Regions from separate parts of the Homo sapiens genome. Here region 1 is linked to region 2. The links are chromatin contacts, found by Hi-C or POLR2A ChIA-PET in ENCODE. All regions are on one chromosome and are shown on one strand. Each heading gives the region's core, a stretch centred on a gene start or an enhancer-like site at or near the end of the contact. The rest is flanking DNA. Distances are from core to core; before and after follow the strand shown.

Region 1 (7,120 bases), core at 3,900-6,399, 460 kb after region 2:
TGGTTACACTTCAGCAAACTGCAACCAATGAGAACAGTTCTCAGAATCAGGTCGATTACACTTATAAGAAGATGTAATTTTTTGTGTGTGTTGGGGGTGGTCAGGGAAATAGACTGTGGACATGAGAGTGCTGCTGCTTCTGAGAAGTCCTGAAGGGTCCTGAGAATGAGCCAGCTCCATGATTTATGTCTGACTAATCAGTCTCAACTAGACCTGATGGGGGCAACTGAAAGTCAAAATTTGACTCTGCAGGGTGAGACTGAACTCGATGAACATAGTTTCATAGTTTTAATTGAGATGCTGCTTTTTAATGAGTGACTGTTAGTGATGAGTGATTATTGCTTTTCCCATCACTCACTTCCCTCACTCCCCTCTTTCCTTCCCCACCCTTTATCCCAGATGAGGAAAAATCATTGGTAAAACAAAACAAAGAGAAAGGGATTTAGTGATAAAGACTCACCTTGTTTCACACTGAAGACTGAAGGATCTAAAGGAGAAGTTCAGGTTGGACCAGGAGGGCTTCTAGGGGAGAGAAGAGGCAGAGAGAGCAGGGAGAGAGCACAAGTCCCCAGCTGGAGTGCAGTGGTGCAATCTCGGCTCACTGCAGCCTCGACCTCCTGGGCTCAAGCGATCCTCCCACCTCAGCCTCCCAAGTAGCTGGGAATATAGGCTCTCACCACCATGCCCAGCTAATCCTTTTTTTTTTTTTTTTTTTGTAGAGATAGGGTCTCACTATTTTGCCCAGGCTTATCTCAAACTCCTGGGCTCAAGTGATCTCCAGCCTTGGCCTCCTTAAATGCTGAGATTACAGGCATGAGCCACTGTGCCTGGCCCCACTGTGAATTTTGAATGATCCAATAGGTGATTCAATAGGGAAAAAATGCTTATTCCTGTTAATTTCAACAACTGAGCCTTTCAAGTTGTGTTTATATAGCCAGCATGGACTTAGGTTTCATTTGCCCTACTGTGCAAGTGGAAGAAGAGGAATGTGGCAGTGACTCCTGATTTCATAGAGAAAGCCCACAAAACAGTTTAGAAATACAGAGATGTCAGCTGCAATGCTCCTTCCAAGACAACCATTCCCAAGTGAGAAAACCAGTCAGAATTACAGCTCTCTTTGGGGGTTTCTTATTAGAGGACAAGGCAACTATTTCTAAAGCCTTAGGAGTCTTGGCTGGGTGTGGTGGCTCACACCTGTAATTCCAGCGCTTTGGGAGGCTGAGGCAGGAGGGTCACTTGAGGCCAGGAGTTTGAGGCCAGCCTGAGCAACATGGTGAGACCCCCATCTGTACAAAAAATTAAAAAGAAAATAGCCAGGCATGGTGGTGCGTGCCTGTAATACTGGGTACTCGGAAGGCTAAGGCAGGAGGATCGCTTGAGTCCAAGAGTTGGAGGCTGCAGTGAGCTATGATCGAGCCAGTGCACTCCAGCCTGGGCAACAGAGTGAAATCCTAACTCTAACTAACTAACTAGGAGAAACGAAAAATAAAGTCTTAGGAGCCTTGCGAGATCCCTTTTGTTGAACGAAATGAGTCCAGGGACAGATTTATTCAACCCAAGACTTACCAGGAACAGTGATGAATATTCACATGAGTCTGCTTGTTGCCCCGAAGAGCAAGATTTATGTTCTTGTGAAAGTTTTCAACCTAACACTTTATCATATCTGATTCTTTGAACTGGCTTTTTAATGTAGAGTGGCAGCTGTCTCTCCCCAGCTGGAGGGGAAGGAGGCCATCTTCTGCATCTCCTTCTGAGACACTTGTGTTAATGACGATGGCTTGCATTTGGGAGGCAATTTCATCAGTTGGCATTATAAGGAAAATAGCAGGCCTGCCAAGCTCAATTTACTGGCAGAAAAAGAAAAGGAGTGAAGAGGATATTACTTATTAACTATGAAATGCGGACCGTACAGCACAACACTATCTTTTGAATTCCCCATGATTGCAGAATCATAAGGCTTTCTTCTGGTGTGGGAGCATACTGACACCCCTCCCTTGTGCTGTGGTTGTGAAAAGGATTATGTAAAGATGATTGCTACTTTCAGGAGCCACCAGCCTCTCAACTTTATCGAGGATGCAGGAAAAGGTAATTCAGGAAGGATGCAATTCACTTCAAACCTTTAACAAATCCATGTCATGAAAACCTAATTCAGAGAAGGTCATTTGCTGGAAGGTATATTATTAAATAAAAAGAAACAAATTTTTTTAAAAAAAGATCATTTGCTATAATATTGTTTTGCAACCATTCACCACATGACAACTTAGACAGTTGTTCTCAGGCATTTTGTATCTTTTTTTTTTTTTTTTTTCAAATTAATGAGTCTTTATTGAGAGTGTGCTGGGTGCCTTTCTTTGTGGGAAAACCATATTGGCCAAGTCTCTAAAGCTGATGCACACCCCCTCATTCTGTGCAAGTGAGTCTCTCAGAGCCTTTCAGCACCCGCCTCCAGTGCCTAGTGAGGTAGTCATGCCACCCGGGAAAGTGGGCAATGCTGCCTAAGAACAGTGCCCACATTCCAGCAAACTGTCATCCCAGAGCCTTGCAACCTCCTCTCCAAACGCTTGCAAAAAAACAAGTGTGAGCGCTAACAGACTCCTTGCCGGAAACCAGGTAGCCAGAGAAGCTAGTGACGCACCTGAGGAGGAAACCAGGGATCAGGACACTTCAAAGACCCAGTGCTGGCAAGGTGCCCCGGGCGAGGGTGACTGTCAGGACATTTCTGCATCATCCAGTTATGAAAGCTGATTCTATTTAATTCAGTTTAATTAAAACAGGGGGGCCAGTTCCACCCAAAGGCAGAAGACGCTGTCAGCGGATGCAGAGTGAGATCTGAGGACCAGGAAGCAAAAGTAGCACCTCCCTCGAATCTGCCACTGATGACTGCCATCACCCCATTACTCCCTTCCAGTTACCCTTCGCGACTCACTCATCCCTTACCCCTCGGGAAGACACTGTCCAGGGCAGAGTCTCCCAGTCCAGGGCCCTCGGCTCTGGTGACCACATGCTCTGCACTAAAAATCAGCAACACATGATCAGGCAAATGTGAAGGTCCAAGGCACTAGGGGGCCAGCATATTTGAAATCGAGATGCCCAAAGGGCAATGAGACCAGGAATTCAGGTCCCTGTTCCCATTGCCTTTTGGGAAAGGCAGTAGTGTGGCTTAGTTGAACTGAGGACAGACAGGGACTTGCTGGGAAGGGGAAATCAAGGTGCAGGTTCTCTTGGAAGGAGGCAGGATCACAAGCGGGTCCTGGGGTGGAGAGGGGGAAGGTGTGAGTGGAAAGAGCAAGTGTGCGTGACACAACCGGCACAGTCGGCCTCTTTCTCCACTGGATGGGAACTCCCTAAGGCAGAGGGCTTTGTGTTTTGTACATTGTTGTGTCCCCAGCACCTAGAACAGAGCCTGATACATTGTAGGAGCTCAGTAAATATTTATTGGATGAGTTGTAATATTTATTGTAAATATTAGTAAATATTTATTGAGTTGAGTTGGTCTTTCCAGTGAAGTGGTTGCTTCTCTGTGAAGCTCTGTGGGAAACATAAATGGTGGGAGATAGGTTACCTGTCGTTAGGGCTGGCCATATGTGAGCCCTATAACCATTTGGTATTCATTCATTCATTCATTCATTCATTCATTCATGGAATATTTGCCCAGCTTCTATTCTGTAATATATTGTATTAGTCACTTGGGGCACAAATATGAAAGCCAACACATATTTCTTCAGGACAGGTGCAGTGGCTCACACCTGTAGTCCCAGCACTTTGGGAGGCTGAGGCAGGAGGATCCCTTGAGGTCAGGAGTTCAAGACTAGCCTGGGTGACATAGCGAGACCTTGTCTCTACAAAAAATTAAAAAATAAATCCAGACAGAGCAGTGTACCTGTAGTCTTAGCTACTTGGGAGGCTGAGGTGGGAGGATCGCTTGAGCCCAAGACTTGGAGGCTGCAGTGAGCTATGATTGTGCCACTGCACTCCAGCCTGGGTGACAGAGTGAGACCCTATTGTTAAAAAATTAATTAATTAATTAAAAATATTTCTTTAATACCCATCATGAGCCAGGCTCTGGGGGATACCATGGTGCCTCAGGCTGGAAACACCTTCTTTGGTAGAAGACACAGACTGTCTAAGCCACAGACGGGGGCGCGTCGGTCTCTCTCTGGAAGTGGAGATGCTGGGAAAGGCTTTGCAGAGGAAGGCACATTTGGGCTGCATCCTGACAGCAGGGCAGGCGTTCGTCAGGCTGGGGAGGTGTGGGGCAGCACCGGAGCAGAGTGTCAGTGTGTGTCATGGCTTGGTTTCCCTCAGAGGCCTGCTGGGGCCACCTTTTAGCTACACTCTTCACACCTCATTTTCCCACTTCCCAGACCCTCTGAACATGTCCTTCTCTCTTACTGGTTGCTCCCAGTTTTGCTCATCCCAGGGCCTTGCACCATGTGTAGCACAAAGATTCATTACGATCAATACCAGTTAGTCTAGGAACTGTTCTCAGAGCTCGGTGACATCCCTGGTGTGGGTGCAGCTGGGGACAGCAGCGGGACTTTGACTCCCATTTCCTCTCATGAGCTCCTTGGCCTGGCTCCCCCGGGAACTTGTTGTGAGAGGAGGATCACAACAAGGCTGGGCAGGATGAGGGCATCCCTGGGTTCTCTGTGCCATTGAAATACAACACGGCCCCTGCCGCAGGTGAGTGGATAGTGGGCCCATGTGGTTTAGCATAACCCAGAGCCAATGTCCTCAACAGGGCTGCCGATATGGTAGTGCTCACCCTTCACCTGGAGGCGGCTATGCTCCAGGGCACAATTTGACACACTTTAACAGGACAGCGTGTTGGTGCATTGGACTAGAGGGCCTTTAAGATCTCTTCCAACTGCACGCTTCATTCTGATCCAGTGATTCTTTCTGGCCTTGAGCTGGGAACATCAGAACCCAGTCCCGTGGTGGCTGCCAGAAGATACTGTTAAAATGCAACTAGAAGAATGTTGTTTTGGTTCTTTCACACATCAGCTGCTAATCTTTGTAGGATTTTCCCCTTCCCAGGGTTAAGAGAGAGAAGAGGAAGTGAAAACAGGAGGGGAGAATTTTCTTAAAGCACCTCTTGCCTTGTAGACAACAACCAAAAACCCCCTAGGGTTTGAACAGTGCTGTGTACTTTTTTTTTTTTTTGTAGCTTGTTCCCATCTACAGCCTGCCTCATTTGGTTCTCAGAGCTCCCCCAGGTGGGAGGCAGAATTCTGAACTGCCCCAATTCCACTCTTATTTGCAGACAGGGGGCATTCCTGGGGCTGGAGGGAAGGGCTGAGGACTGGCTCTTCTGGCAGAAGGAGGTATTTTACAGTCATTCTGGAGAGGCACTGGGGGTTTCTGAGTTTCTTCATGAAAGCTGGGCAGAGCCTTCTCTACACCTGGTGGAGAAAGGTCTGTGTGAACAGGGATTAAGCTGACTGTCCTCTGGGTGGAGCCCTTCGGCCATGGAAGGCGGAGGAGCTGGACTTCCGAGCACCGATTCAGCATCTGCTGATCTCTCCCAACCACCAGCCTCTCCTGGCTATTGGAGATCTCCGACTCCAAGGCCCAAGCCCTCCCAGTTGAGAGCTCCCAAGTGCAGTATCTACTGCCAAGACAGGGGTATCTTCCCCAGAGTCCAGTAGGCATGTTTCCAAATTTTCTTGTTGTTTAACAGATTTCATTGACAACTCAAAACATGCAGCTGGCTAGTGGGAAGCAGGGAGAATCTGGAGGCAAATGAGATGGAGCCCTCGTTCTCCAAGAGGTGGCTGTTCTCCTGATGCAGACAGACATGGACACAAACACAGTGTGAGGATGGAATGGAAGCGTGGTGGGGAGGGGAGGAGAGGGAGCGCTACACAGGACCAAGGCAGCCTCACCATTGCACGTTGGAGCCCTGATGCCCAGTCCCAGGGCATAGTCTCCCAATCCAGGGCCCCCTGCTCTGGTGACCTCATGCTCTGCACTAAAAATCAGCAACACACAACCGGGCAAGTGTGAAGGTCCAAGGCGCCAGGGGGCCAGTGTATTTGAAATAGAGATGGTCCCAGAAATTCAGGTCCCTGTTCCCATCGCCCTTTGGGAAAGGCGGTAGTGTGGCTCAGTTGAACTGAGAACAGAAAGGGGACTTGCTGGGAAGGGAGATTAGGTGGTCCTCTCCTGCCTCCTGGGAGTTTTGGCTGGGGATTGGGAAACTGGGACTGGAAGAGAAGCTGGGGATCAGGGATGTCAGGAGAGAAGGGGCAGTCTTCACTTTGTTTGGCAGAGATCAAGCGCAGGGCCATTTGGCATGCCAGCAGGGCTGAAAATGAGCCACTGTAGGACCTGGGTACACAGGGCCCCTCTCCCCCTCATGCACTCCGAGGCCCATTCTTATGCCTCTCAGACAAGTATGGTGAGTTGATCCTAGATTCAGTCTGGGTTGGGGATCAGAGCCCTGAGCCTCTCCCAGCCTGCACTGGCCAGCCCCTCCTGTCCTTCTGGCTAGTCTCTGCTCCTTCCCATCTCTGCCCTGGACTTTCCCCATAGAGCCTTCACTCCCTCATGCAATCCCCTTCTCTCCACTTCCGCTGCCCTCTCCCAACTGCTCAGAAGCTGTGCTTCCATGAGGCCTTCCCTTAGGAGTGCCTGTCTTCCCTTTCTGAGCTCCCCTGGTTCAGGGGGCCATGCATATGACAACTGCCAGAGGGTTTTGGTTCATTTCTTTGTTCTGTCTCCAAGGTTCTGACTCCTTGGGGCTGAACCCAGGTCTCCTTCACCTCTGAGTTTCCCCCATCACTTGGCTCTTCATTAAGCCATCAGTAAGTACTGCATGAGCAAAAGGACAAGATTTATCATTGGATCTCAGAGGATGGCCTCTGTCTACCATCTTATTTTCTGAAGAAGTGGCTGTTTGCTTTCCAGGAAGAGGCCGGGGAGAGAGCTGGAAGGAGGGTCCATAGCAGATTTCTCCCAGGAATCTGGAAGAGCTGAAGTCTCATGAGGATCAGGACTGTGGGCTCAGGGGGCACCTAGCCGGGCGCTTGGGAACGACAGACCAGTTTGCTGGTTTAGGCAGGAGAAAGGGGGTAGAAATCTTGTTAATTTCTGGCAGTGTAGAAATCTACCCAGTCTA
Region 2 (7,011 bases), core at 2,070-4,569:
CAAAAAATCAACCTGGCGCAGTGATGTGTGCTTATGTCCCAGCTACTTGGGAGCTTGGAGTGGGAGGATCCCTTGAGCCCAGGAGGTCGAGGCCACAGCAAGCTATGATTGCACCACTGCACTCCACCCTGGGTAACAGTGTGAGACTCTCGAAAAAAACAAAAGAATGACATCTGCTTCAAAAAGTAAGAGTGTGTGCGTGTGTGTGTGTGTGTGTGTGTGTGTGTGTAACCCCCTTTGGCAATGGAGTAGTCTGTTGTAGGCCTGGAGAAAGCAGACATTTGAATTGATCCAGTTCCAGGCATATGGGAGTGGCAAGAGAAATGGGATGTTACTAGTAGTGATTGAAATGAATGAGCTATGGAGTCTAGAGAGAGAAGAAAGTGAATGTGAGAAAGGACTGATAGGCAGAAGTTAGAAGCATCAAGGGAATGGATGCATTGAAAAATTAGAGACGAGACAGTAAGGAAACAACTAGGAATAAGAGGCATTTTTTTAAAAAACTGCTTTATTGTGGCAAGGCGCCGAGGCTCATGCCTTTATCCCAGCACTTTGGGAGGCTAAGGCAGGCAGATCACGAGGTCAGGAGATCGAGATCATCCTGGCTAACACGGTGAAACCCCGTCTCTACTAAAAATACAAAAAACTTAGCCAGATGTGGTGGCGGGCACCTGTAGTCCCAGCCACTCGGGAGGCTGAGGCAGGAGAATGGTGTGAACCCGGGAGGTGGAGCTTGCAGTGAGCCGAGATCACGCCACTGCACTCCAGCCTGGGCGACAGAGTGAGACTCCCTCTCAAAAAAGAAAAAAAGAAAAAAAACTGCTTTATTGAGATACAATTCACAGAACGTACAGTTCATTTATTTATAAAGTGCATAATTTAGCCAGGTGCGTGCCTGTACTCAGCTACTCAGGAGGCTGAGGCAGGAGGAATGGTCGGCCCAGGAGTTCGAGACCAGCCTGGGCAACATAGTGAGACCTCATCTCTTTTTATTTGTTTGTGTGTTTGTTTTTGAGACAGAGTCTTGCTCTGTCACCCAGTCTGGAGTGCAGTGGCACAATCTTGGTTCACTGCAACTTGACCCTCTGGGGTTCAAGTGATTCTCGTTCGTCAGCCTCCCGGATAGCTGAGGTTACAGGTATGTGCCATATGCCTGCCTAATTTTTAGTATTTTTAGTAGAGATGGAATTTTGTCATTTTGGCCAGGCTGGTCTCAAACTCCCAGTCTCAAGTGATCTACCCACCTCAGCTTCCCAAAGTGCTGGGATTACAGGCGTAAGTCACCACGCCTGGCCCGTAAGACCTTATCTCTATAAAAAATAAAAAATTTAGCCAGGCGTGGTGGCGTGCACCTGTAGTCCCAGCTACTTGGCAAGCTGAGGCAGGAGAATTGTTTGAGCCCAGGAGGTCAAGGCTGCAGGGAGCTGTGATCATACCACTGCACTCCAGCTTGAGTAACAGAGTGAGACCTTCATCTCAAAAAAAAAAAAAAAAAAAAGGAAGGAAGAAACCCAGTTCTCCCATCCTTCCCGTAGCCTCAAGCAACCGCAAATCTACTTTCTGTCTCTGTTGATTTTCCTATTCTGGCCTTTCATATGAATGGAATTATGTAATATGTAGATTTATGTGTCTGGCCTCTTTCAGTATAATGTTTTCATCTGACTTGTAGCATGTATCAGTACTTCATTCCTTCTTTCTGCCTCCCCACCCCAGCTTTATTGAGGTATAACTCACAAATAAAAATTGTATACATTTAACACATACAGTGTGGCATCTTGATATATGTGTACATTGTGGAGTACCACAGTTAAGCTAATTAACGTATCTATCACCTCACCTAGTTAACCTTTTTGTATGTGTGTGATGAGAACACCGAAGAGCTACTCTCAGCACATTTCAAGTTTACAATATGTTATTTATTTTTATTTTACATGGTTTAAAAAGAGACAGAACCTTTGTCACCCAAGCTGGAGTTCAGTGATGCAGTTATAGCTCACTGCAACCTCAAACTCCTGGGCTTAAGCAATCCTCCCACCTCAGCCTCCTCAATAGCTGGGACTACAGGCGTGCACTACCATGCCCAGCTAATTTATTTATTTGTTTTTATTTTTATTTTTTTTTTGAGACGGAGTTTCACTCTTGTTGCCCAGGCTGGAGTGCAGTGGCATGATCTCAGCTCACTGCAGCCTCTGCCTCCTGGGTTCAAGCGGTTCTCCTGCCTAAGCCTCCCAAGTAGCTGAGATTACAGTCATGCGCCACCAAGCCCAGCTAGTTTTGTATTTTTAGTAGAGGTGGAGTTTCTCCATGTTGGTCAGGCTGGTCTCGAGCTCCCGACCTCAGGTGATCCACCCACTCAGCCTCTCAAAGTGCTGGGATTACAGGCGTGAGCCACCATGCCCAGCCGCCCAGCTAATTTTTAAACAAATTTTTTGTAGAGGCAAAGAATCGCTGTATTGCCCAGGCTGGTCTTGAACTCAGCTTCAAGCAATCCTCCAGCCTCAGCTTCCCAAAGTATTAGGATTACAGGCATGAGCCACCATGCCTGACCAAGTATACAGTACGCTATTATTATTATTATTTTAGACAGTCTTGCTCTGTAGCCCAGGCTGGAGTGCAGTGTTACAATCTCGGCTCACTGCAGTCTCTGCCTCCCAGGTTCAAGCAATTCTTCTGCCTCAGCCTCCTGAGTAGTTGGGATTACAAGCGCCCACCACCACGCCCGGCTAATTTTTTTATTTTTAGTAGAGACAGGGTTTCACCATGTTGCCCAGGCTGGTCTCGAACTCCTGACCTCATGATCTGCCCACCTCGGCCTCCCAAAGTGCTGGGATTACAGGTGTGAGCCACCACGCCCAACCAGTAAGTTATTATTAACTATGGTTACCATGCTGTACATTAGGTCTCCAGAACTTATAACTGAAGTTTTATATCCTTTTACCACGATCTCATTTTCGCTACCCTTAAGCCCTAGAAACCCCCTTCCTACTCTCTGTTTCTATGAGTTTGACTTGAGATCATGTGGTGGTTATCTTTCTGTGTCTAGCTTATTTTACTTAGCATAGTTCCGTCTAGGTTCATCCATTTGTTGTCACAAATGTCAAAATTTTTTTTTTAGGGCAGAATTAGATTCCATTGTTCGTGTGTTCCACATTTTCTTTATCCATTCACCCAACAACAGACACGAGTTATTTCCATAGCTTATTTCCATCTTTTGGTTATTATGAATAATTCTGCTACAAACATTAGTGTACATGTTTTTATGGGGACATATGTTTTCACTTCTTTTTGACTATGTACCTAGGAATGGAATTGCTGAGTCATGTGGTAACTCTGTAATCATTTGAGGAACTAGAACCGCCATACTGTTTCCAAGGTGCTGCACCATTTTACGTGACTAGCAGCAGTGTATGAGGGTTCCAGTTTCTCTATATCCTTAACAGCACTTGTTGTGTTATTTACCCAGGTGCATGCCTGTACTCTCAGCTACTCAGGAGGCTGTGGCAGTAGGATTTCTTGGGCCCAGGAGTTCGAGACCAGCTTGGGCAACATAGACCTGTCTAAAACTTTTTTTTTTTGGCGGGGCACGGTGGCTCACGCCTATAATCCCAGCACTTTGGGAGGCCGAGTCAGACGGATCACTTGAGATCAGGAGTTCCAGACCAGCCTTGCTAACATGGCGAAACCTCGTCTCTGCTAAAAATGCAAAAATTAGCCAGCCACTGTGGCACGCGCCTGTAATCCCAGCTATTCAGGTGGCTGAGGCATAAGAATCACTTGAACCCGGGAGGTAGAGGTTGCAGTGAGCCGATTTGATTCTAGATGTCCTATTAGGTATGAGATGTTTTCTCATTCTGATTTGCATTTCCCTGATGACTAATGATGCTGAGCGTTTTTTTTTTTTTTTTTTTTTGGTGCTTATTGGCCATTTGTGTATCTTCCTTGAAGAAATGACTATTCAGATACCTAGGCAATTTTTTAAAAATTAATTTTTAATTATTGTTTTTATTTTTTTTAGAGACAAGGTCTTGCTGTATTATCCAGAGTGGTCTCAAACTCCTGGGCTCAAGCAAGCAGTCTTCCCACCTCAGCCTCCTCAGTAGTTGAGACTATAGGCATCAGCCACCACACTTGATCTTTGCCCAAAGTAGCTGGGATTACAGGTGTGCGCTGCCATGCCCGGCTAATTTTTGTATTTTTAGTAGAGACGAGGTTTTGCCATGTTGGCCAGGCTGGTCTTGAACTCCTGACCTCAGGTGATCTGCCCACCTCAGCCTCCCAAAGTGCTGGGATTACAGGTGTGAGCCACTGCGCTTGGCCATTTTTTTTTTTTTAATTGAGATGTAAGAGTTCTCTATATATTCTGTATTCTAGATGTAAGTCCCTTATCAGATATGATTTGCAAATATGTGTTCCCTTTCTGTGGATTGTTCACTTTCTTTATAGTGTTCTTTCAAGGACAAAGGTTTTAGTTTTGATGAAGCCTGGTTTATGTTTTTCCTTTTGTTGCAGATGCTTTTGGTGTTAGGTATCTAAGAGTCATTTGCCAAACTGAGAGTCATGAGTATTTACTCCTGTGTTTTCTTCTAAGAGTTTTATAGTTTCAACTCTTAAATTTAGGTCTTTGATTCATTTTGAGTTAGTTTTTATATGTGGGGTAAAGTAAGGGTCTAACTTCATTCTTTTTGTTTTTTGAGATGGAGTCTCGCTCTTTCACCCAGGCTGGAGTGCAGTGGCGCTATCTAGGTTCACTGCAAGCTCTGCCTCCCGGGTTCATGCCATTCTCCTGCCTCAGCCTCCCGAGTAGCTGGGACTACAGGCACCCGCCACCACGCCCAGCTGATTTTTTGTATTTTTAGTAGAGATGGGGTTTCACCGTGTTAGCCAGGATGATCTCGATCTCCTGACCTCGTGATCTACCCATCTTGGCCTCCCAAAATGCTGGGATTACAGGCATGAGCCACTGCGCCTGGCCAACTTCATTCTTTTGCACGTGACGATTTTGGTCCATGACTCGGGTGTTTATACGTAAGGTTTTATTTTGTTTTGTTTTGTTTTTTTGAGATGGAGTCTCATTCTGTCACCCAGCCTGGAGTGCAGTGTCGCTATCTTGGCTCACTGCAACCTCTGTCTCCTGGGTTCAGGCGATTCTCCTGCCTCAGCCTCCCGGGTGGCTAGGATTACAGGCATGAGCCACCACGCTCAGCTAATTATATTTAAGGTTTTAAAAGTGGAGCAGTTTTACTTATAATAAAGCATAGCAGTTCTAGGTAAGACTGGTTTGGAGTGCAGCCATGGAAATGGATGGCTGAAGTGCAGGTGAAGACTGACCTCAGTGCTAAAGTCTTCCTGTCAACGACAGGCCCGTGGCCTCGGAGGAGCCGGGGTTTATTAAAATGAGGCTAGAGGAGTTAGATCTGAAAGAGACATTGAGAATAAGGATACCAACTCCATCTCTTAGTCTGAAATATGTGGGAAGTAGAAGAATGAGCTAAAACTTCTGTATTAGAATTTTTCAAAGGAACAGTTCCTTCAGGGTGGAGCTAGTAAGAATTGGAAAGAGTACACTGAAATGGTGGGTGATGTAGGGGAGTTTGTCTCTTCTGGAAAAAGGTTTTGATGACATCCCTTTGCCAAAGCAGTGTGACCGTGTGGTAGCACCTTGGCTTCAGTTAGACTAAGCTTTGACTAATTTGGAGCCTCCTCAGTACTATGCTATTTGTATCTGTTCTGCCCTGGAAACAAAATTAGTTTTTCACTTAAAATAAAGTTGCCTTATTTGACATCCTACCACAGATCAGAGGGTGGAGCATAAAACAAGCTTTCCTTATTAATCATGTGATAATACTATTTAAAGGTATTTGAATTAAATCAGTACGTGTGTGTAGGGAGATGGAGAATTAAAGTCACATACACCAAGTTATTGTAATTTCTGCTTGAAAATCTTCAGGGAACATAGGATCAAGGAAAGAACTGAATGATTGCCACCTACCCATCCTAGTCTTGAGGAGGAAAAACTTCATGTAATTAAGGGAAATGGGAAGAATCAATGGTGCTCAGTTGTTAAAAAGCTATAGGTAAAGGCTTGATTCTGATAGTGTGGGTATAGTCAAACAGTCTCCCTCTATTCTGTTACCTTTCTGAGAGTCCTAACCCAAAACACTCAAGGCCAAAATAGTTAACCTTTGAACGGCCAGGCGCGGTGGCTCATGCCTATAATCCCAGCATTTTGGGAGGCCGAGACAGGCGGATCATGAGGTCAGGAGATCGAGACCATCCTGGCTAACACGATGAAACCCCGTCTCTACTGAAAATACAAAAAATAATTAGCCGGGCATGGTGGCGGGCGCCTGTAGTCCCACCTACTTGGGAGGCTGAGGCAGGAGAATGGCATGAACCCGGGAGGCGGAGCTTGCAGTGAGCCGAGATCCAGCCACTGCACTCCAGCTGGGGCGACAGAGTGAGACTCCGTTTCAATAAAAAAAAATTAAAAAAATAAAATAGTTGACCTTTGGACAACATGGGAGTTAAGAGTGCCTATCCTGTCTGGGTACAGTCACTCATGCTTCTAATCTGAGCACTTTAGTGGGCCAAGGCAGGAGGATCACTTGAGTCCAAGAGTTTGAGACTAGCCTGGACAAGAAAGCAAGACCCTGTCTCTACAAAAAAAAGGACAAAAATTAGCTGGGCATGATGGCACGTGCCTGCAGTCCCAGCTACTCAGGAGGCTGAGGCAGGAGGATCACTCGAGCCCGGGAGTTTGAGGCTGCAGCAAGCCATGATCACACCACTACACTCTACCCTGAGTGATACAGTGAGACCCCATCTGTTAAAAAAATAAAAGGGGGTTGGCCGGGCGCGGTGGCTCACGCCTGTAATCCCAGCACTTTGGGAGGCCGAGGCGGGTGGATCACGAGGTCAGGAGATCGAGACCATCCTGGCTAACATGGTGAAACCCCGTCTCTACTAAAAATACAAAAAATTAGCCAGGTTTGGTGGCGGGTGCGTGTAGTC

The links. Hi-C counts contacts between places; a loop is a spot of excess contacts on that map. ChIA-PET counts read pairs that join two places held with the same protein, here RNA polymerase II (POLR2A). Pooled maps may share reads with other maps.
Region 1: a loop to region 2 is called in a pooled map, with 4 times the contacts of the local background. The contact joins two enhancer-like sites. A Hi-C loop is called at or near these places in 1 of 50 pooled maps. POLR2A ChIA-PET finds 5 or more read pairs at or near these places in 3 of 52 experiments (CD4-positive, alpha-beta T cell, WTC11 and naive thymus-derived CD4-positive, alpha-beta T cell).

The regions. Positions count from the first base shown.
Region 1 is chr17:40,610,347-40,617,466 of GRCh38, forward strand. No RefSeq gene overlaps it. Among named protein-coding and RNA genes, the nearest start is that of SMARCE1, 34 kb to the right of the region's middle. RefSeq lists enhancers at 4,443-4,562, 4,843-5,432. Within about 2 kb of position 5,150, at least 8 of the 41 ENCODE cell types and tissues checked have a DNase peak (open chromatin) inside an H3K27ac peak, as active enhancers do.
Region 2 is chr17:40,150,217-40,157,227 of GRCh38, forward strand. All of the region lies in intron 3 of CASC3 (CASC3 exon junction complex subunit), which reads left to right. Among named protein-coding and RNA genes, the nearest start is that of MIR6866, 8.2 kb to the right of the region's middle. Within about 2 kb of position 3,320, at least 2 of the 41 ENCODE cell types and tissues checked have a DNase peak (open chromatin) inside an H3K27ac peak, as active enhancers do.